2 separate regions of the Homo sapiens genome follow, and region 1 is linked to region 2. The links are chromatin loops, found by intact Hi-C in ENCODE. Cell type or tissue: breast epithelium. All regions are shown on one strand. Each heading gives the region's core, and the rest is flanking DNA. Links, peaks and the distances in the headings are about the cores only.

Region 1 (11,210 bases), core at 2,157-10,156, 50 kb after region 2:
CATGGTTTCCCTAAATAGCAGAAAAGTAAAAGTAGAAAGCAGAAGTTAAATAAAAAAGACAGTCCCCTGGGACCAAGTGTAACAAGAGCAGCAACCAAGACTGGAGGGCAGGTTTCTGATCTATGGAGAAATCCTACCAGTTCTGGAGATTTCTCTTTGTGCTGCAAAAAAGCTACTTATTGGCGAGAAGAGACGCTAATGTTGTCCAAGTTTGTTCCTTATCCCTGGTCTATTACAAAGAGAATGAGTTTCCAGGTACAGTCAAGGCATGGACTCCTTGGGATTCGCAGTGATAGGGACACAGAGATGTAATATCTGCCCACCCTACTGTGCAGAACAGTCTACTCCCCAGGATCACCCCATCCTCATACATTGGGACTCCAGGGCACAGGTAGGGCTGCCGTTTTGTATTGGAACTTAATACTATTCACAGAAACCTCATGTTTAATGGTGCATTAAACCAGCAGTACAATCTTAATTTCACAGATTTAATCCTAATATCAGAGTTCAAACATTAACAAATTAAAACATTTTCTCACTGTCATTTTGAATAATGATCTTTCCAGTTCTTCCACTCAACAGTAAAACCCCTGCCCAGTTAGAAAAAGGAAGAATTCCCATAGAAGCTAAGGAATGTGAAAGAATAGCATTACTGTTCCCTGAGAGCTGGCGAGGTCTATTTATTCAAATGTATCAATTTTGGTAGAGATTGAGAGGCATTCCTATAATTGACACCATATATTCTGGAGTTATTTCACTAGGAAGTGTGTGTGAATTGCTGAGGTAGCAGGGAGGGAGAGCCTACAACTGCACAGGGGCCTCTTGAGTCTTTTCCTCCAGCTACACACTCAACATCTGGATTTGCTGCTTTCAGACTGGGAGTTGACCAGGGCCTTAGACAAATTACAAAAAATTGTATTGTTTGCAGTCTTCTTCTGTCCTCTAGAGGGGAGGATGGAGAAATTTAGGAGTGACCAACGGGGAGGTAATTGAATCATGGGGGTCGGTCTTTCCCATGGTGTTCTCGTGATAGTGAATAAGTCTCATGAGATCTGATGGGTTTATCAAGGGTTTCTCCTTTTGCTAATTCCTCATTTTTCTCTTGCCAGCACCATGCAAGAAGTGCCTTTCACCTCCTGCCGTGATTCTGAGGCCTCCCCAGCCATGTGGAACTAACTGTAAGTCCAATTAAACCTTTTGTTCCTAGTTTCAGGTATGTCTTTATTAGCAGCATGAAAACAAAGTAATACATCTTCCCTCTCCTTTCTTTAAGCAGAAGGAAGGGTCTCATTTGGAGTTCTGAACTGTGCTTCCTGGGGTTACGGGAGAAGTGTTGCAAGTACTCCTTTAACCTTTGTTGCTGGTGTCTCAGTAGGTCACACGCCCCCTTCCTGTTCGCTGCCTCTGAACCCAGCTCAGCACTAGGAGTTGCTTAGAAATTACAGTCCTTGTGGCCTAGGCTGCCTTTCAAGTTTATTTAGCGTCCCAGAGCCCTTTAGTCCATGGTGGGGAGGTTTGCTGGAACTCAATCTCCCATCACTGGGATAGGACATTTCCCTCTGGCTAGGGCTGGTTCAAATGCTCCCTCTATGGGCAGGCACAGCTGAGTACAGCCCTGTGCTGCTTTCTGCTGTCAGAGGGCAGCCATGAATTTAAGGCAAAGTCTCACACGTACTGTACTCTCCCTCTCCCAAGTGCACAGATTCTCCATGCCATGTGGCTGCTGCTAGGGATGGAGGCAGGGTGGGGATGGCAATTCAAGACTGTCTTTCCTACCCTCTCCAGTGCCTCTTTTAGTGATATAGAGTTAAAATCAGACACTGTGAGTGTTCACAAGATTTTTGGTTCCTATGAAGATGCTCCCTTTGCATAGACAGTTGTCAAACTTGATGTTCCTACCGAGAGGGTGGGACCATCGATGGTGCCCTCCATTCAGCCACCTTGCTCTACCCTCCATAATGTCTTTCAAATGTTATAACCTCTTTCATTTTTTTCAATGCTTTAAAAAAATTATATTCAGGTTGTTGTAAAAGTTTTATGACTTGGCTCCAAACTGTCACCTTGCCCTGGAAATCTCTATAGCCATATCTTGCATCATATCCTGGAGTTATTAACCAGTTATGTGTTCTACAGTAGTCAGGAATCAAGCAGTGGGTCTGGAGGACCAGGACAGAGAGTGAAGTTGGAGGGCAGTGAGTGCTGAGATGCCCCACCCATTCAGGTCCCTCTGTAGTGCCAAACATTACTTCCCCCTACACTCCCAACCCAGCTGAGGTGCATCTAGTTTACCTGAGAAGGGCCACAGGGAGCATGGAGAAGCACTCCAGTTCCCATGGAGACTTGGCAAGGGCTAACCATGCAGCACTAGCTGGAGACAGCTAAGTTTTTAGAGCCTTGGAAGCAAGAGTGTGAATATGACCTTGTTTTGACCCCTCCTGCCAGGTGATTCATGAGCTGTGGGGGGTCCAGACCCACTGATGTCCAGTCAGGCCACAAAATGCAGTAAATGGAAGGAGGCCTTCCCCCATACTTATGACCCAAAGAACTGGTAAAGAATGCAGGAGCTCATCTGTTCTTATGTTTAGAAGTTTCCATGTTCTGATTCCCCTAAGAGGAGACTGCACCAGACATAGGACTCTCATTTGTTTAAAAACAAACAAACAAAACAAAACAAAAAAAAACAGAATACATCACAACACAAAGAAGTTGAAAAAAAGAGGAGCAGTCTGATATCTTGGAAGGAGAATAGAGATGTTTAAAACATTGACTGCAACAGTGGCAGGTCCTCAAGAGATGGAACTACGTGAATGAGCAGATGGAGTTAACTGTTCAGATCCTCTGATCATAGAGAGGGAGAGAAGATTGAAAGTGGATGAAGACTGAAGCACAGAGTCGTCTCACAGAGACATGGCCAACCTCAGTGACTCCAGCATGGGAGACACTGATAGACCACAGTAGCCTGCAGAGTTTTGGAAGGGACAAGCCTTATTCTAGTGCCAGCTGCCAACTGCTGTTTCCTCTTAAGGACCTAGCAAGTCATCACTCCACAGGGAAAATTATTCCATGAGGCCAGTGCAATCTAAGACATCTCTTAAATTTTGGTTATAATGCAGCCTCCTTTAAAACTAAAACAAAATGAAGCAATACCTGAACAGAAGGGACATATCAGGTATTTGAGTATAATTAGAGGCAAGTAGGGCAGAGCCTTCCAAGCAGGACAGATATTAGTAATGTGCATATTTGAAGATCATAATAACTAATGATAGCAAAGACCTTTGTCAATATTCATTGAATGAAAATAGTTGAAAAATAAAACATTGGCAGTTTGATTCCCTTTGTTTTCTTTCCAGTTAGTACATTCTGCGGTGAGTCAGCATATTTAGAATTTGGAACTCTTCCTGAAGATTAGAGTCCATAAAACAACAACAACAAAAAATCAAATTTAAATAAGTAACAAATTAGAACTATCAGCCATTAATGTATTATATAGCACCCTGTGACAGCCAATTATGAAGCTAGTGATGATGAAATCTTTAGAGAATCAGACAACTACAAACAATTCATCTCTTGTTGTATAAAAGGAAACTCCAATTGTGCCTGTTAAAGGAGTTATAATGAGCTCCGCTTGCGGTGATTTCATGTGAAGCAAGCTACATCCTGTACTGATGGCACTAGGGCACCATCCCAACTCCCCAGATGGCCAAGACACCTTGACAGGGATTATTGCCAGAGCATCTGGGTTATAGGGAAAAAAGTGACTGTTTTAGATGCTAATCTGCCATGTCACTCCTGATTAACCCCAAGTCTGGGAATGCCTCCAAGATATCTAGTTAATGCATTACTCTACGTAGAAACACCTATTTACTGTAAGTCTTACTTTTCCTCCATAATAAGCCTTGACGTTGCAGAAATCACAGACTGTGACACTCTTAGCATTCTCTCAGCCACCTACACCTTCCTTCCAGAGCAGATATACTTTTCCCCCAAGATATAACCCCTAGGTCTAGGGGGCTGCAGCACTGAGACCTACTTGTTTTGTTCCTACACAATGACATGTTTCTGTCTGTAAGCTCCCCAGAAAATCACCCTTTACCAACAAACTAAATTTATCTGTCTTGTTCTTTGGTTTCTGGGCTCTTTTGGCATTTGGGGACCGCTTTGCGTATATAGCCTTTTCACAGAATGGGGTCTTTGCACATGTTGACTGAACGTGCAGTCTGGGGACAGTGGAAAAAGCTCCATGTGACTCTGTGTGGGTCATACATGTTTGTGCACACAGGTAGGCAGGCCAACAACTTGGCAATGACAGGATTTTATTTCCTGATTTTGGTAAATGTTTGTAAACTAAAAATTACATCTTTTAAATCTTAAGAAACAGAAACACTGTAGAAGCAAGAGGTTGAAAATATCATCCATTTTGATGCCAACAATTGACAATCCTAGATAGCCAAAGACAGCCTTACTAAGCAATGTGGCTGCTTTTGGAGTCAAAGGAAGACTCACTTTGGTAAGTAGCCTTTTGAAAGCATTCACTGCTGTGGTGTGGGAAGTGCATAATGTTTTTCCATCTTGCTCATACAAAATATTTTTTTTTGGCACTTACAGCTCAACTGTTGGATAAAAAGATAAAGAGAAGAAAAGGATCTTCAGTGGGTTCATCAGTAGACAACACAAAGTCCAGTCTGACCAGGTGGGAAGAAACTGATTTGTCATCCTTGGGAATGAGAACAGCATTAAAATGGAAAATATTAGGTGCTTTTTGCTTATTCAAGACAACTCAAGAGTCAAAAATAAATAGGCCTCTAGGAGTACGCATTTAATGGGTTCTTAAAGTGGTCTAAATATATTTCATTTAAGAAATCGCTCATTAATTTTTAGACTTTTTTATTGGCAGAAAAATCTGCTGCCTTATATCCATTTAGATGGTCTTTTGTTTACTTTTACGAAAAACTTAAAAGTCAGTCAGTTCAATTCACTCATAGCACACCTACTCTTGCCCTATAAAACAATAGACAGCAACACATGGGCATTTGAAGTGGAACCCAGAATCCCTTGACAACTTACCCTCCCTGCTCTTCTTATTTCATGCTATGGCCTCTCCTTGGTTCATGAATCTCATGTCCAGTTCTGTTTTTTTAATGGACTCCTCCAGACTCACTATTATCTCAGTTTGCCCTGTGGTTTTGACCTTAGGTCTTTGTTCTATTCCTTCAGATTTATATTTCTCTCCAGACAGTTATAAAAATGAGTGTAATCCAAACATGGTTATTGGGTCAACAGTTTTAATGATCTTAAAACAGTCACAGGCCTATAGTTATAATGCAATAATTTTGGTGTTATCTTTTAAAAAAATCACCATTGTTATAACACAACTAGGAGCAGAATCTTTTGGGAAATCAAATTCTGTTTCTTTGCAGGTTTCTAAATGCCATCTTTTCATTTCCTGGGTGGATTTTTTAACTAGGTACGGTGCTAAGGCAAGGCTAATATTCATTATCATGCCAGAGAGGACTAGTGTTCTAGCAACTGGGGTCTTGTTGCCAGTCTACTGTGAGTTGGTTGGTGTGACTCCTCCTTTCTTACCTCAGAGGTGATAACATCTGCATTCAATGAAAGAAGAGCAGGTGGCTGGTCTTGCAAAGCTGAGGACAATCCATTGACCCAGGAGTTGCTCTTCTGTGAGGCTCTGGCAGAAGCAGCCGTTTCCCTTGCTTTTGTGTACCTCAACAATGACATTCATCCTTCCCCTGGGACAGAGTCCCTAGTCTCTAATTTTGCTGCACTGAATTTTGCTAACATATGTTTTGCTATTTTGTCAGCAGAAAGTCACTTCTCTTACTTCCTGATATTCAGGCTTATATTTGTTTTGTTTTTAATATATAAGCAATTGTTGAGGTTTGCTTTCTAGGAAAGTTGAAATGAGAGACAAAAAATCTGAAATCTTGAAAATTATGGAGAAGAACAATATGGTTCCTTTGCCTTTCTTTTACTTTTCTTTATTTGTTTTAATTCATCATAAATAAGAATATCATGTAGGAGAAGCAAGATACACCTTACCCAGTAAACCACTATGTGAAAAGAAGTTACAAAAATTCGGCCAGTCATGGTGGCTCAAACCTATAATCTCAGCACTTTGGGAGGCCGAGGCAGGTGGATCATGAGATCAGGAGATCGAGACCAGCCTGGCCAACATGGTGAAACCCCGACTCTACTAAAATAAAAAAAATTAGCCAGGCATGGTGGTGAGCACCTGTAGTCCCAGCTACTCGAGAGGCTGAGGCAGGGGAATTGCTTGAACCCAGGAGGTGAAGGTTGCAGTGAGCTGAGATTGTGCCACTGCACTCCAGCCTGGTGACTGAGACTCCATCTAAAAAAAAAAAAAAAAGAAGAAGAAGAAGAAGTTACAAAAATTCAACATGAAAAATCACAAACAAGTAAGGAAATAAGGCTATTTCTTTCTTACTGAATAACCTGAGCCTCACTGCCCTGCATTGTCAGAGTGAGACAGACACAGAAAAAGACTCCATTAGAATCATGCTGACTGTATAAAATAACTTTAGGTCACTAGTTTCTGTAAATTAGGTTGTAATAAAAGAAAATATTGTTACTGAATCCCCTGTGTCCACCTCAGAAACTTCAAGCATAACAAGTTTTCAGTGGTTTAAGTAAAGGTCTTCATCAATAAAAACTGTACTTCGCAAAATAAGAATTACTTGACTAAGGAAGGTAAAATGATTGCAGTTGCATAAGTCCTCTACCTCCTTAGACAAAACAAGCCTTTGCTATCAGCATTGGAGGACTGTTGAGACTTTTGATACCTAGGAACATGGCTCAGGAGAGGAAGAGGCCATCACTGAGGGCTAGGGTCCCTCACACAAACACTCTAGGGACAAAGGCAAGGGCCTTAGAAGATAGATTATTTTGGCAGCAAAGAAACAAGACATTCCTCAGGGGTTGAATTCTGAAGTCATCAGGATGTGGTGAGCCTGTTTTCAGGGAATAAATCTGTCTGGAAGATTTTGGATTCAGGCTACTTTGTGACTCTATAGGAGAGAGTGTTAGTGGATGTGATAACTACCTTGTGAGTGAGGTGATGTTGGAAAACATTATCTTGGAATTAGAATCTCTACACCTATATGCACCTGAAAAACAGCCAGGATTCTTCCTGAGGGAATTGACACAGCCTGAGGAGCACTTAGTCCACCAGTAAGAAATGGTGAAAAAAACAGCAATGGTCTGCATTAATCCTGACTTTGTGACCCCCATGAACCACGGCCTCATGGACCTCAATAAATGCATTTTAGAAGGAAGAGAAATTTCACAGAAGTTCATTCACCAATACCCATCAATCTCTGCTGTGAATAAAACAGCAAACAAACCCAGTCCTAAAGAGTTTGAATGCCATAGATGGTCTGGTATATCCCTAACTTCATACACCCATAGAGGTGAGGGAGTCTGATTTCCTATGTAAAGTATGGAGGGTAAAAATAGAGCCTAGGATCAGGGCTCAAAATCTTTTCCAAGAACAGAAAAAGCAATGTTTATATATTAAAAAATAGTGTGTGCATGCGTGCATGTGTGTGTGTGATTTACATACATATATACGCTTAGGCCTTTAGGACAAAGATGTTTCTCATGCAATTGATAAATATCCATTTTGATTGACACCTCTAAAGTTTACTAGGAAAATTAGACTTCTATTGCAAAATTAATAGTATGGAGTGATGTTTCTTCTTAGGTCATATGAAGAATAAAAAAATAATAAAAAGGGAAATAAGTGTAGAGGAATGCAGAAAATGAAAACTATTTGTTTCCTGTTAAAAGCCATGCATAGTGAATGTCTTGAGAGAACCTAGGTTCCAAATTACACTCAGACCCCAGCTCCACCAGGCCAGCAGCTCCCTCATTTCCCAGTGGCCTGCCTTCACTCTCTAGTGGTGGTCCTAGTTGTGTGCAGCTGTGGCTCTTTTTGATCTCTGGGATGTGACCTGACTCAGAACCATGGTCTGACAGGAAGGAAGACGTTGGTGCTTCTGGGCCAAATGAAATGGATCTCCCCTTTCTTGTGTCTCAAGGACAGAAGAGACTTCAGGTTTCCCCTGGAGATGTGTATGACAGCCAGTTGCAGCAGGCCCAGGCCCTGTCTGTCCTCCATGAGATGCTGCAGCAGATCTTCAGCCTCTTCCACACAGAGCGCTCCTCTGCTGCCTGGAACACGACCCTCCTGGACCAACTCCACACTGGACTTCATCAGCAGCTGGAACACCTGGAGACCTGCTTGGTGCGGGCAGTGGGAGAGGGAGAATCTGCTGGGTGATTGGGAGCTCTACACTGGCCTTGAGAAGGTACTTCCAGAGAATCTGTCTCTACCTGAAAGAGAAGAAACAGTGACTGTGCCTGGGAAGTTGTCAGAGTGGAAATCATGAGATCCTTCTCTATATCAACAAACTCACAGGAAAGATTGAGAAGTAAGAATGGAGACATGGAGTCATCTTAAAATAATTCTCATTGACTAATCTGCCATGTCACACTTTCACATATGATCTTGGATGTTTTGCTTTAGTTACTGAATTGGTTGAGTTAAATTCAGCAAATACTTCATCAGTATATTAAGCAAGTATGTGTTCAAAACATTTAGCTCCAGCGGCATGGGACTCTAAGAGATGACTCCCCTGATGTTATTTATTTATTTCCACTATTTTGCATCTATTGTATTTATAATATTTAGATATTTTACATATAACATGTTAATCTTCACATTGTATTAACATTTACAAAATATATTCACCATTGAATGTTATTAAATTAGCAGTTTTGATTTGTTAAATATTTATCAAAGAAAATTTTCATTTTGTTTATTCTAAAACCTAAGCCAAATTGAAGAAAGGATTGCAAAATTTAATTATTCATACATTCCATTCACATTATATTTATGAACTAAGTAAGTGGCAGACTGTAGAAATTCCTTCAAGTAATACAGGTGACTAGAGCAAACACAGTTTCTGCTGTGTTGGAATTCTCAGTCTAAGAGGGAAGGAGACATAAAAACCATACTAATGTTTATATTATTTCAATTATATTAAGTGCTTCAGAGAGAAGTAAAGGAAAATTATGTTCTCACACCAGAATCTTTAGGTGTAAATGATGCTGGGAAGGGAAAAAAAAATGGATGTCTTCCCAAAGCGCCCAGGAGACATGAAAGTGCAGAGGTCTTATTGGCAGCTGGGAATGCTGGCCTAGAATGAACAAATACCATGGGCATAGGTATTAATTTAAGATTCTTTATTGCATTTCTGGTAATCAGGGCATGGGAATGGATGTGATCACATATAAATAAGGGGAGAAAATTAGATGAGCACTAATCTATGTTCTACAGACTGTCAATATTTAAAGGTACAGCAGAGAAGGAGAGTCTGCAAAAGACACCGGGATAGAGTGGCCAGTGCACTTAGATGAAGAAATAAGGAAGAATGAGGGAGAGACTAATGAAGGGAACAGTAATGCGTTCAGGGAAGATGGGGACTGACCTGTCCTAGTGGACCTGAAACACACTCCACCATTGATTTTAGGATGATCTGGTTTTGCAGAATGAATGGGACAGAGACCAGATGGGAGTAGTTTGAAGAAGAAACACAAGAAGTGGTATTAGGTGCACTATGTATAGAAGATCATCTTGGGAAGCTTGTTTGCGGTGTTAGGAAATAGGGTGATACCTGGAGGAGGGTGTGGGTTAACATTGCCACGCATATTTTTCAAATGTTTTCTGAGCATCATTTTCAAAGAATAGCTGAATTTGAGTAAAACCTTTAAATATTTCTTTATTGAGATATGATTAAAAATATATTATTTAAAGTGTAAAACATAGGGATTAGGTATAAATATACCTTGTGTAATGATTTCTACACATTACATAATCCACAGCTAATTAACACATTCATCACCTGACATAGTTGTTTTGTTTTTGTATGCACGCTGAGAACACTAAAGATTTACTTGCGTTTAAATCTTTAATCCATCTTGATTTAATTTTTGTATGTGGTGAAAGGTAGGGGTCCAGTTTTATTCTTCTGCATATGGCTACTCAGCTATCCCAGAACCATTTATTGAATAGGGAGTCTTTTCCCCATTGCTTATTTTTGTCGACTTTGTAGAAGATCAAATGGCTGTAGGTGTGTGGCTCTATTTATGAGTTATCTATTTTGTTTCATTGGTCTATGTGTCTGTTTTTGGTTGCTGTCATCTTATAGTATAGTTTGAAGTCCAGTAATGTGATGCCTCTGGCTTTGTTCTTTTTGTTTAGAATTGCTTTAGTTATTTGGACTCTTTTTTGGTTACATATGAATTTTAGAATAGTATATTTCTAGTTTTGTGAAAATGACATTGGTTGTTTGATAGGAATAGCATCAAATCTGTAGATTGCCTTGGGCAGTATGGCCATTTTAACAATATTGATTCTTCTAATCCATGAACATGGAATGTTTTTCCATTTGTTTGTCTCATCTATGATTTCTTTCAGCAGTGTTTTGTAGTTCTCCTTGCAAATATATTTCACCTCATTTATTAAATATATTCCTAGGTGTTTTATTTTTGTGTGGCTACATGGATTACATTCTTGATTTGACTCTCAGCTTGAACATTATTGATGTCTAGAAATTCTACTGATTTTTGTACATTGATTTGTATCCTGAAACATTAGTGAAGTCGTTTATCAGCTTGAGGAGCCTTTTCGCAGAGTCTTTAGGGTTTTCTAGGTATAGGATTATAACTTCCACTCAGAGAGGTAGTTTGACTTCTTCCTTTCCTATGCCATTTCTTTCTTTCTCTTACCTGATTGCTCTAGCTATAAGTTCTAGCACTATTTTGAATAGGAGTGGTGAGAGTGGACATCCTTGTCTTGCTCTAGTTCTCAAGGGGAATGCTTCCAGTTTTTGCCCATTCAGTTTGATGTTAGCTGTGGGTTTGTCATAGACGGCTCTTATTGTTTTGAGGAATGTTCCTTCGATGCCTAGTTTCTTGAGAGTTTTTAGCATGAAGGGATGGTGGATTTAATTGAAAATTTTTTCCATGTCTATTGAGGCTATTATGTGGTTTTGCTTTTAATTCTATTTATGTGATGAATAACATTTATTAATTTCTGTATGTTGAACCAAATTTACATCCCAGGAGCAAAGCCTACTTGATCATGCTGAATTAACTTGTTGATGTACTGT
Region 2 (11,210 bases), core at 1,809-9,808:
GGGTTCTAATATTTGAATGGCTAATTTGGCGGTCACAAAAGACAGAACCAAGTGAATCAAAAAATGTTCCCATTGTCCTGCCCCTAAACTGGTTCCCTATAAGTGGTGGAGGAGGAAAGGAAAAATGGTTTAATATGTGAACTATGGCCCTCTAACTCGGGAATAGAAGAGAAATAATCTAATAGTTGGACCTCTAACCTGAGTCAGACAGCTGACAGATCCCTGCTAAATTGAACCCTTGCCCTGCTAGCTGAGCAATTGACACCTGCACAATTCACACACATTTTCTTATTACTTCCTTAGTTGCAATGTTGCCAAGATGCCTCTCTATTCTACCCTGTTGACACCTGTGGCAATCACTGCATTCTCTGAAGTTCCTTTATTTATGTCAGTGGTCTCTCTATTGAATCAAGGTGGAATTGATGCAAGCTCATTCCTTATTCAAAGGGAGAGTGAAAACTTTCTCAATTATAAAGTTGACAGAAATTATCTGATAGGAGGAATAAATTTGTAAAACTGACAACTTACTCAAAAGAGTTAATGTGCCTTCAAACAGGAGAGTTTTCCTGATTTCCCTTGAAGTGCCACAGTCAGATGGGATGGCTCTCACCTCCATGTGACCTGCAGTAAGTAGAGGGAGGGATGAGTCAGGAGACCCTGGGAGGCTGCACAGGCTGGAAGCAGGGGACACATCCTGACCTTTTCTCTCCCCAGGGTTGCACATTGTCCAAAGAGGACATGTCCTGCCTGAAGCTGGGAGTATTTTCCCTCTCTAAGATATGAAAATTAAAGAAATGGGCTCATTCCAGTATTTGGGTCAGTTGTTTCCAGGAAAGTTCCTCTTTTTAGCTCTGAAGAAAAAGGTGCTGGAAGGAGACAGACTTATACAAAGAACAGACTTTCCCACTGTCTCTGGTCTTGGCAGGTAGGTGGCTCTCTCACAGTGTGAAGTTACCCTTGATACCCCAAAAGCCAAAGAGATCAGGGAACTCACGGCAAGGGAGAGCAGAGCTCCAGACATGAGAAGGACCTACCCATGACTCTTGGGGCTTCATGAGGAAGACAGGAAACTCTATGTAGTGGGGCATCTGTGGCTACTTTCTCTCTCTCTCTCTTTTTTATTTGCATTCTTCGAGGAGTCCCAGGCTTTCTAGAAGTATTCTCTACAACCCTTTATGTGGTAGCCAGAACTCTGATGTTTCTGCTTAGTAATTTTCCATCCACTGACCACCAAATGCAGAGGCAGGGGCTTGTCAATGATAAGAGAGAGCTAGATGAACGACTGAAAATGGCAGAAGTAAATAGAAGAACAAGTCTTAGAGGAGCCAGACTGGGGAGATCTTAAGCTTCTTCAAAAGGCCAATGAAGTTTTACATTTTTTTAAGCAAAAATCCTGCCTACAAGAAAGGAAGCAAACAGAGGATTCAAATATATAATTTAAAAAGGCTTAAGTTTACAGAAAAAATGTTTCCATGGGATAAACAAGATCCCAAGGAGAAAATCAGAAAGACCCTTAAAAAATGGTAGCCTTGATACCCACTTTAAATTAAGCTAATAATTGAATACAGAGCTCTTAAAATTACTTTAAAACCCCTTACCGGATTTCGGCAAGAACAAACAACCCATATTTCTAATGTTTGAAACTTTCTTTTTTCTCTTTTCTTTTAAAACAAAGACACCTACCAAGTGACTCAGTACCAAAACCAAGCCTTTTTTGACTTCACCAAGGATGCATAAGACATCTTCAAAGAAATGCCAAGATGCAGTCCTCTCAAAATTCAGAGCCACCTCTAAAGATCGCCGCAAGAAAGAAATATTTAGACACCTCGAGAGCTGGCAATAGTCAATATGTAAACTTTTAATGGGCGCCTCCAACTTTTGGTTTGGCCTCCTGCACACACCGAAGGGCATCCTGATAGGCAGCAAGCCAAGTCAGGTTCTCAGGACACAAAACAGCAAAACGACAGCTGTCTATTGAAGGGAAAGGATCAATAACACATGGGTCCCATAAATCCAAATTTACACAAGAGAACAATTCAAACAAATGATCTTCTCCTGATGACCTGCATTTGGAAAGGAAGAAATAAAGATAAATTTTTACCTTTAGTTCTTGACCAGACACTACAAGCAGAAATTCAGAACTGAACTTGGTAAAAATTCTTACCTTTACTGGCAAGCTCTTTATCAGCATTTTACCTGGACCTCATCAGTAGGTGAGTCAGGTGCTTCAGGCATCCCATCTTCATCACCACAACTATAGGGGTAGAAATAGTGTGATCTCTTTCCTTCCTATCAAAAGGGTCACAGCTCACACGCCTAAAACAAAAGACAGCTTAACAAGAGAGAAGCATAACACATTTATTTAATCACAGGTTTATATAACTACGGAAGCCTTCAAAATGAAGACCCAAAGTACAGGAAAAAACTATCCATTTTTATGCTTATGTTCCATGAAGAATGGCCAGCTGTGTAGAAATGTGATTAGACAAAAAGGGCATCATCTAATGCTAATATTCTGAGTAGGGGAAACCCAACAAGGCCTTTCTGGTCAGATACTTCTTGGCCCCTCCATACACCATTCCTTCCTCTTGGGTATGTGGCAGAGCTCTTTTTGGAATGGGGGTCTTAGTATCTACAATCAAACAAGGCAGGTGAGAGAATTTCTTTATGGCCAGTTCAGTTCTTACACACAAAGGTGAGGGAAAGTTAGAGTCATATTTTCAGATTTTATGGCTGGCTTTGGGGAAAAGGGTCTCCCTCAGGAGATGAGGCGTGACAAACAGCAGGGCAGGAGAAGGCCAGAGAGAAACTTTGCTTCTGAAGCTGCTTCTGAGAACTTCACTTTGGGGTATTATTTTTGAGCCTCAATAGGAGTGAAAATGAGATCCAGAAAAGCTGGGGAAGAAGGAAAGAACTGTGCTGGGTATCGGAATCAGCAAATGAATGGTATGTATATTTCACTTAGGTTTAAGAAAATAAACTCTTCCAGATTTTCCTGTAAGATACCGTATCCTGACTGAATATACACATCAGACTTATCTTCAGTACGAAGGGTGACTATTTTTCAGTTTTCTCCAGAATACTCCAAGAATTCTGCGTTTTAGATTCTTATGTGTTATGGAGATTGAGGAGAGAAGAGAACATTCCCTTTTCTGTTTTCTCATTTTCTTTTTTTTCTTTTCTTTTCTTTTTTTTTTTTTTTTTTTTTGGGGACGGAGTATTGTTCTATTGCCCAGGGGCTGTAGTGCAGAGGCGCCATCTCTGCCTCCGGGGTTCAAGTGATTCTCCTGCCTCAGCCTCCCGAATAGATGGGATCACAGCTACCCAACACCATGCCTGGCCAAATTTTTGGTTTTTAGTAGAGACAGGGTTTCACCATATTGTCCAGGCTGGTCTTGAACCCCTGAACTCAAGTGATCCACCCACCTTGGCTTCCAAAGTGCTGAGATTACAAACATGAGCCACTGCACCCAGTCCCTTTTCTGATATATATGCACTAATTAAGAAAATAATAACCATATATTTATAAAATAAGAAAATAAGCATATATACATATGTTTTATATATATACACTATATATAAAATATATATATAGTGTGTGTGTGTATGTGTGTGTGTGTGTATATATATACATATATATACGTATATATATATATGTACGTATATATATACACACACACACACATACACACACACACACACACACACATACATTCTAGAGGCTGGTCTGCCTGAGATTTAGGCAGAGACACAGTTCCAGACCATATTAATCACCATTGTCTCTATTTGTCCATCCCTCTGTTTCCTTTGTGGCTCTTCTCTTCCTTCCCTTTAAAGGTGGAAGGTCCTTAGAATCACGTTTAAGTCCTTTTCTCTGTCTACACTCTCTCCACACATGAGCACTTTCATTTCTGGGATTTTGCTTGCCACATATGAACTCCCAGCAATTGCATTCCTTATAATTTGCAAACTCACATATCCAACTGGCAATAGACAGTTTCTACCACATGTTGTATCAGTCAACTTATAGAGGATATCTGTTTATTTTTATTTCCTCACATGTTTCAGTTTACCTCCTGCCGAAAGAAATCATTGTTCATTCCTTTTTCTCCTTATAGTATTCAGGATAACTGATACTAAGTATGATTACTATTTTTAGTTTTATTCCATACAAAAATCAAACATGCAAGAGAGTAGGAAGTAGATTTATTGTATTCACCTTTATAACTTGAGTACAACATACAACCTGGTTTAGAGAAAGGTCATTTTTACTTACATCTCTCATATAATAATGATGAGTAAATAAATTATACCCTTTATTCTCTCATCAGGTTGCACAGTCAGGCTAGGAATTTTGTATTAAAGAATGAACACATACAGGAAGTTCCTATAGTAAAAGTTTAATGAACAACATAAAATAATGAATTGAGTAGATATAAGGAACATGTTTTATTACACTAACCACAGTGTAAAGATGCACATGATGTTATATGAACAAAAATAATTTAAATCTTATGAATAGCTAAATAAATATTTAAATAGATAAATCAGTTTATCAGCATGGTCATAGTTATAGCAGAAGTGAGAGTCTTTGAAATGGCAGAATTCATGAAAGCGTGACCTGGTATATGAGTCAATAAGAATTGTTTCATGTTGGACCAGGTGTTATTCCTTCCTCCTTAATCTTTCTTGCAAGTTTGTTGATAAAGAGAGGGATCTCATGATTTCTGCTCTGACAACCTCCCAGGCACAAGGGCTGTATTTCTTCTCTGTCAGATAGAGAGTGATTCTTCGGAAGTATTTCTTCACAGCCAAGATGGAGTCCGCATTCATCAGGGGAGTTTCTCCCACCCTCTCCTCCTGCATCACACAGGCTTCCAAGTCATTCAGCTGCTGGTAGAGTTCGGTGCAGAATTTGTCTAGGAGGTCCTCATCCCAAGCAGCAGATGAATCTTTTGTGGTAAAGAGGTTGAAGATCTGCTGGATCAGCTCATGGAGGACAGAGATGGCTGGAGCCTTCTGGAACTGGTTGCCATCAAACTCCTCCTGGGGAAATCCAAAGTCATGTCTGTCCATCAGACAGGAGGAAGGAGAGATTCTGCTCATTTGTGCCAGGAGCATCAAGGTCCTCCTGTTATCCAGGCTGTGGGTCTCAGGGAGATCACAGCCCAGAGAGCAGCTTGACTTGCAGCTGAGCACCACCAGGGCCATCAGTAAAGCAAAGGGCGAGGCCATCATAGATATTGCAGATGCTTCTGGGCTTGCTGAGATGGGTGACTCTGAACCTTGGGCTCTAGGTTCTCTGAAGGCTTTGCTTCCTGCAGATGCCTTAAATAGGGAACATACTGATTTCCACTTTCTTAATGCTTCTGGACCACTTTCCATTTCTGTTTTTGCTTTCCTTCTTGAACTCTTTACATGAGTTTAGAGCCGTGTTTCTCAACCATTTTGTTTTTCATTATTGTCTCCCCCATCTTGTTCCCAGAGACTTTTTAGATTTTTTTTCCTAATTGAACCCACCGTGAAAATTTAATAACACAGATATAATATCTATCTATTTGTGTACTATATGTATATCTCTATACTCAAAAAGTACAAAGTTTAATCATTTTATTCAATGCAAGTTTAAAAATAACCAAATGAAAATTTTAAGATAAAAGTTAAATTTAAACGCTATTCAAATTTAACTTAACTTTATAACTAAATTTGCTTGTGGGCTTCAATATAGTTTATTTACTGATATAAATTGTAATGTATTAAATTACATAAGAAATTTAACAAATTATAAACATTATCTAATGTTTCTAGATAAACATTATACAGCTAAGTAATGAATGTTTATGAATTATTTGAAACTGATAAAGACTTAATAATTTAAAATATTTTTATCATTTATTTTTATTATACTTAACTTTTAATTTTGTTGCATGTGAGAAAATTTTTAACTTCACTAGCTGCTAGATACTCACCTAGAGAGTGTGAAGAATTTTTTCTTCAATTCTTGACCTAAATATAGATGTGTTGAACAACTTCAGTAGAATTGTTAAAATATAAATTATTTATATTTCATTTCAAAGCCCACAACACAGACAGAAATGCTAAGGATCAAACATAAGCAATATCTATAAGATGGCCAGTGACAAACCATATGTATGCAGAGGACACCTCTCATGATATGACTTTGAGATCTAATACATCTTGGAAAGTACTCCAATCACAGCTACCCATTTGCCATAGGTTTGTAATGCTGAACTTTTATACCTTTTGTGTATCTTCCATGAACTCAATGTCAGTGCTTCTCATGTGATACACAAGAAAACCCAATGGAGAGAAAAAAAAAAAAACTAAGGAATAAGATTTTGTTAAATAGGTTGAGCTTTGAAGGGCCACAAACCATTTAAATATGTAAGATTTGTTCCCACTCCCAAGAACTAACTTCTACATCCTTGGGAGTAGTATCATATGCAATGAGAATACACAATTGAAAAAACATCCTCGATTTGATTAAAAATTTTTTGCATGAAAGTTCAAATTTCCAAGGTGCCTTCAGAGGTTCTTTGCTGATTCCTAGCAAACTAAAGGAAACTATCTTTGTCCTAGATGCGCATAATAGGATGTAAATATAATAACATAAATAAGTAGACAATTGTTTTACATAGCATGCCAGACACCAGATATCTTTCTTTCTCATTTCATTTTCATAGAAAGCAAAAGTTGTCACTTTTTGCATCCTAACTAATGGGAACAAAAAGATAACACAAGTGGCCGGGCGTCGTGGCTCACATGTGTAATGCCAGCACTTTGAGAGGCCGAGGCAGACGGATCATCTGAGGTTGGGAGTTTGAGACCAGCCTGACCAACATAGTGGAGGTTAAGGGGTGGGAAAGAACAGAAGCAAAATAGTAGAAGGGATGTAGGTCAAGGTAACACGTAAGTATGGGCTGGAAGAAAAGTAATTACTCCTGGTCCACAGTGTGTTTTCAGATTTACCGAACCCCATCTTGCAAATATACCAACTGCAAGAGTTTATACACAAGAAAGAGAAATTTTTGAGAGTACAATATTCTCTCTGGAAAATGGGTCAGTGTTCATTGCACCAAGCTCTCCACTATTGGATAAGTAAACTTAGAAGGTCAGTTTTTTTCTTCTTATATTTCTAGTAAGAAACAAGAGAATTGATAATTTCAGAGGACACTTCCCTAACTTTTAATAGAGTTATATAATAAAGATAATGTTAATAAGAGAAATGAAATATCAGGCCGGGTGCGGTGGCTTACGCCTGTAATCCCAGCACTTTGGGAGGCCGAGCTGGGCAGATCACCTGAGGTCAGGAGTTTGAGACTAGCCTGACTAACATTTTGAAACACCGTCTCTACTAAAAATACAAAATTAGTCTGGTGTGGTGGCACATGCCTGTAATCCCAGCTGAAGCAGAAGAATTGCTTAAACCCAGGAGGTGGAGGTTGCAGTGAGCTGAGATCATGCCTTTGCACTCCACTTGCACCCCAGCCCAGGCAACAAGATTGAAATTCCGTCTTAAAAAAAGAAGGAATGAAATATCTAAATTGTGGAAAGTCTTTATTTATTTTCAGTCAGACACTGTTTTTAGCACTTGCATAATCAATGCTTACTTAATCAATAAAGAATATCCATTTTTCATATTTACTGAACGTCTACCATGTACCTAGCCCCATTTATTCACTAGATATATCACTGACCAAAGCACACAGTGATAGATTTTACTATTATCCCCATATGCAAAAGAAAAAAAATGAAATCCCAGGGAGCTATTAAGTTGTGGAGCCACAGTTTGGATGGAGAAAATTCAGCTCTGAAGTCTTACTTCTTACATGCTCTCTGGGACTATTTCTGGACAAAAGAACCAGAGCTGATTTCTAGGACAATCAATGTTTTCCTAGTAGAGTCCTTACTATGTAATGACAGGGTCTTTCTCTTCAGTTTCCATTTGTCTTCTTCATTGAAATGCCCCATTTGTCCATGCCAACATGTTACATTACAATTAAATTGGGCCCCACTTTACTTTCACATTATATTCTAGTTTTGTCTTCTTGAGGATACACCATCATAAGCATGAACATATTTGTAAAACATATTGTTCACCCCAGTGAATATATTCATCAACCCTTTATATTTCTGTCAATTTAAAATTCTACATAGTACTATTCTTTTAATCAAATATCCACAATACTTTAGATTTCCCCATGTGTAGCACAAATTTAAGAAAGAACGAGTCACTGTCAGGCTAGAGACATGAACTAAATCAGAACTAAACCAAGGAACTAAGGCTCAGAGCTCAGGGAGAGCACACCTGGAAAGGTTGACTAAAGGGATTATTAAAGGTGTGGAAATGGAAACACTTCTAGAGAAATTAGGATAGTCCATGGCATTAGAGAATGAGGACTGAGATGACAAAAGACCCTGAGTCACCTGACTTGCCAGCTGGTTGATGCTTTTTATGTTGCAGGTCACCAGAGTGTGCTGCAGTGTTGATTGTACTGCCTTAATTTAAGGATCTGGTAAAGAAAAATTTATGCTGACACTTGGTATAACAGTAAAGAAGACTTATTCAGAAGTATTGCAACAGGCGTCAAAACTATCACAATAGGTGTATTAGTTCTTGCACTACTATACAGAAAAACCTGAGACTGGGTAACTTAGAAAGAAAAGAGGTTTAATTGGCTCATGATTCTGCAGACCATACAGGAAGCATGGCTACGGAGGCCTCAGGACACTTACAATCATGGCAGAAGGCTAAGGGGAAGCAGGCATGTCCTGCATGACTGGAGCAGGAGGAGAGAAGCAGGGGAGGTGCTGCACAATTTTAAACAACCAGATCTTGGAATAACTCACTCTTACCATGACACCACCAGGGGGATGGTGTTAAACCGTGAGGAACCGCCCTATGATCCAATCACCTCCCACCAGGCCCCGCCTCCAACACTGGAGATTACAATTCCATGTGAGATTTGGAAGGGGATGCTGACCCAAACCATATCAATAGGGGAGAGAGACCAATTGGTGCTCAGCTCAAAAATCAGCAAAGAGAGCCTGGGGTTTATACCCAACAAGCAGAATGAGGGGTCAGATAGAAAATCAGTAAAAGGAGACATCAAAGGCAGGGGGATCCTTCCTAAGCTGAACATAATTCTTTCTAAAGGCAAGCCAGGGTAATTACATATTGAGTGTGTGGGATGAACAATTTGATCATATATCAAGGGTAAATCAGCTATCAAGCGTGGAAGCATTCTCATAAAACTAACTTAGTAAGATTCCTGCTACAACTGGACTTGGCAGACCTAAGAATGGACCCAAAGGCACGAGCCAGTCAACGAGAGAGTTTGGAGGAGACTGACTAAAGTTTGGCAAAGGACAGAGTCATTGTCAGAACCTTAAGGGGTAAGAGACAGAACTGTCTGCTAAACAGTTACAAGGGAGATTAAATTTTATGTCTTTTGAAAACAATACCATTTAATGAAAGATTTTAATCAGTGAAATAAATATTTTTAAAATTTTAATCAGTAATGTTAAAAATTCTGGAAGCCGATTCATTTTTATCTTGTATTTCGAAACAATTCTAGACCTATAGAGAGTTGCAAAGATAGTACAGGGAGTTCTCTTCCCTTCACTCAGCTTCTCCTAATGTTAACAACTTACATAGCCATGAAACAATGATCAAAACTAAGAAATTAAAAGTGGTGCATTAATATTTGCTAAACTTGGCCAGTCACTGGTGGCTTACACCTGTAATCCCAGCACTTTGGGCGGCCAAGGCGGGTGGATCGAGGTCAAGAGATTGACACCATCCTGGCCAACACTATGAAACCTTGTCTCTACTAAAAATACAAAAATTAGCTGGGCTTGTTGGCTCCTGCCTGTCGTCCCAGCTACTCAGAGGCTGAGACAGGAGGATCGCTTGAACCCGGGAGACTGAGGTTGCAGTGAGCTGAGATCGCGCCGCTGACCTCCAGCCTCGGCGGCAGTGCGAGATTCCGTCTCGAAAAAAAAAAAAAAAAAAAAAGAAAAAACAAACAAAGAAAAAATTTGCTAAACTTCAGGCTTCATTGTGATTTCCTTAACTTTTTGACTGATGTCCTTTTTCTGATTTAAGATTCAATCCAGGGTCCCATATTACATTTCATTGTCACATCTCTTTATTCTCCTCTCATCTATAACATGGGCTGAGTCTTTCCTGACTTTCATGACCTGGGGACTATTAAAGAATATTGGTCAGTTACTTTGTAGGATGTTCCTCAATTTGGATGTGTGGAATTTTCTCATGGTTACATTATAGATTTAATGGATGAATACAATGGAGTACATGCTCATTACATCGAATAATATAGGAAGCATACAATATCAATAACTTATTGCTGCTGATATTAAATGAATCACTTGGTTAAGTTGTTGTCTGCCAGGTTTCTCCTATGTAAAATTACTATTTGTCCCTTTCCATACTGCTTGTGTCAGAAACATATCACGAATATGAGCCCACATTAAAGGGAGGATAATTACATAGAGAACAATGTATACAAGAATTTGTTGATGTATATTAAAACATCACAGTAATTTTTTTTCTCTTCTCTTTTTTTTATTATTATTATACTTTAAGTTTTAGGGTACATGTGCACAATGCGCAGGTTAGTTACATAGGTATACATGTTCCATGCGGGTGTGCAGCACCCATTAACTCGTCATTTAGCATTAGGTATATCTCCTAAAGCTATTCCTCCCCCCTCCCCCCACCCACCAACAGTCCCCAGAGTGTGATGTTCCCCTTCCTGTGTCCATGTGTTCTCATTGTTCAATTCCCACCTATGAGTGAGAATATGCGGTGTTTGGTTTTTTGTTCTTGTGATAGTTTACTGAGAATGAAGATTTCCAATTTCATCCATGTCCCTACAAAGGACATGAACTCATCCTTTTTTATGGCTGCATAGTATTCCATGGTGTATATGTGCCACATTTTCTTAATCCAGTCTATCATTGTTGGATATTTGGATTGGTTCCAAGTCTTTGCTATTGTGAATGGTGCCGCAATAAACATACATGTGCATGTGTCTTTATAGCAGCATGATTTATAGTCCTTTGGGTATATACCCAGTAATGGGATGGCTGCGTCAAATGGTATTTCCAGTTCTAGATCCCTGAGGAATCGCCACACTGACTTCCACAATGGTTGAACTAGTTTA

What was found. Hi-C counts contacts between places; a loop is a spot of excess contacts. Peaks named below come from ENCODE experiments on the same cell type or tissue, not always from the same donor. Only the 100,000 strongest peaks of a DNase experiment are listed, where the experiment ranks them.
Region 1: a loop joins it to region 2, with 23 times the contacts of the local background. A loop is called at or near these places in 3 of 110 quality-filtered maps.

What each region holds. Positions count from the first base shown.
Region 1 is chr9:21,412,323-21,423,532 of GRCh38, forward strand. It overlaps the pseudogene IFNWP2. Among named protein-coding and RNA genes, the nearest start is that of IFNA8, 8.8 kb to the left of the region's middle. In breast epithelium, for the core only: no CTCF peak of the experiment used is centred there; no DNase peak of the experiment used is centred there.
Region 2 is chr9:21,362,773-21,373,982 of GRCh38, forward strand. It overlaps IFNA13 (interferon alpha 13), which reads right to left and starts at 5,285. Exons shown (of 1, transcript NM_006900.4): 1 at 4,600-5,285. The coding sequence starts at 5,238. The coding sequence ends at 4,666. In breast epithelium, for the core only: no CTCF peak of the experiment used is centred there; no DNase peak of the experiment used is centred there.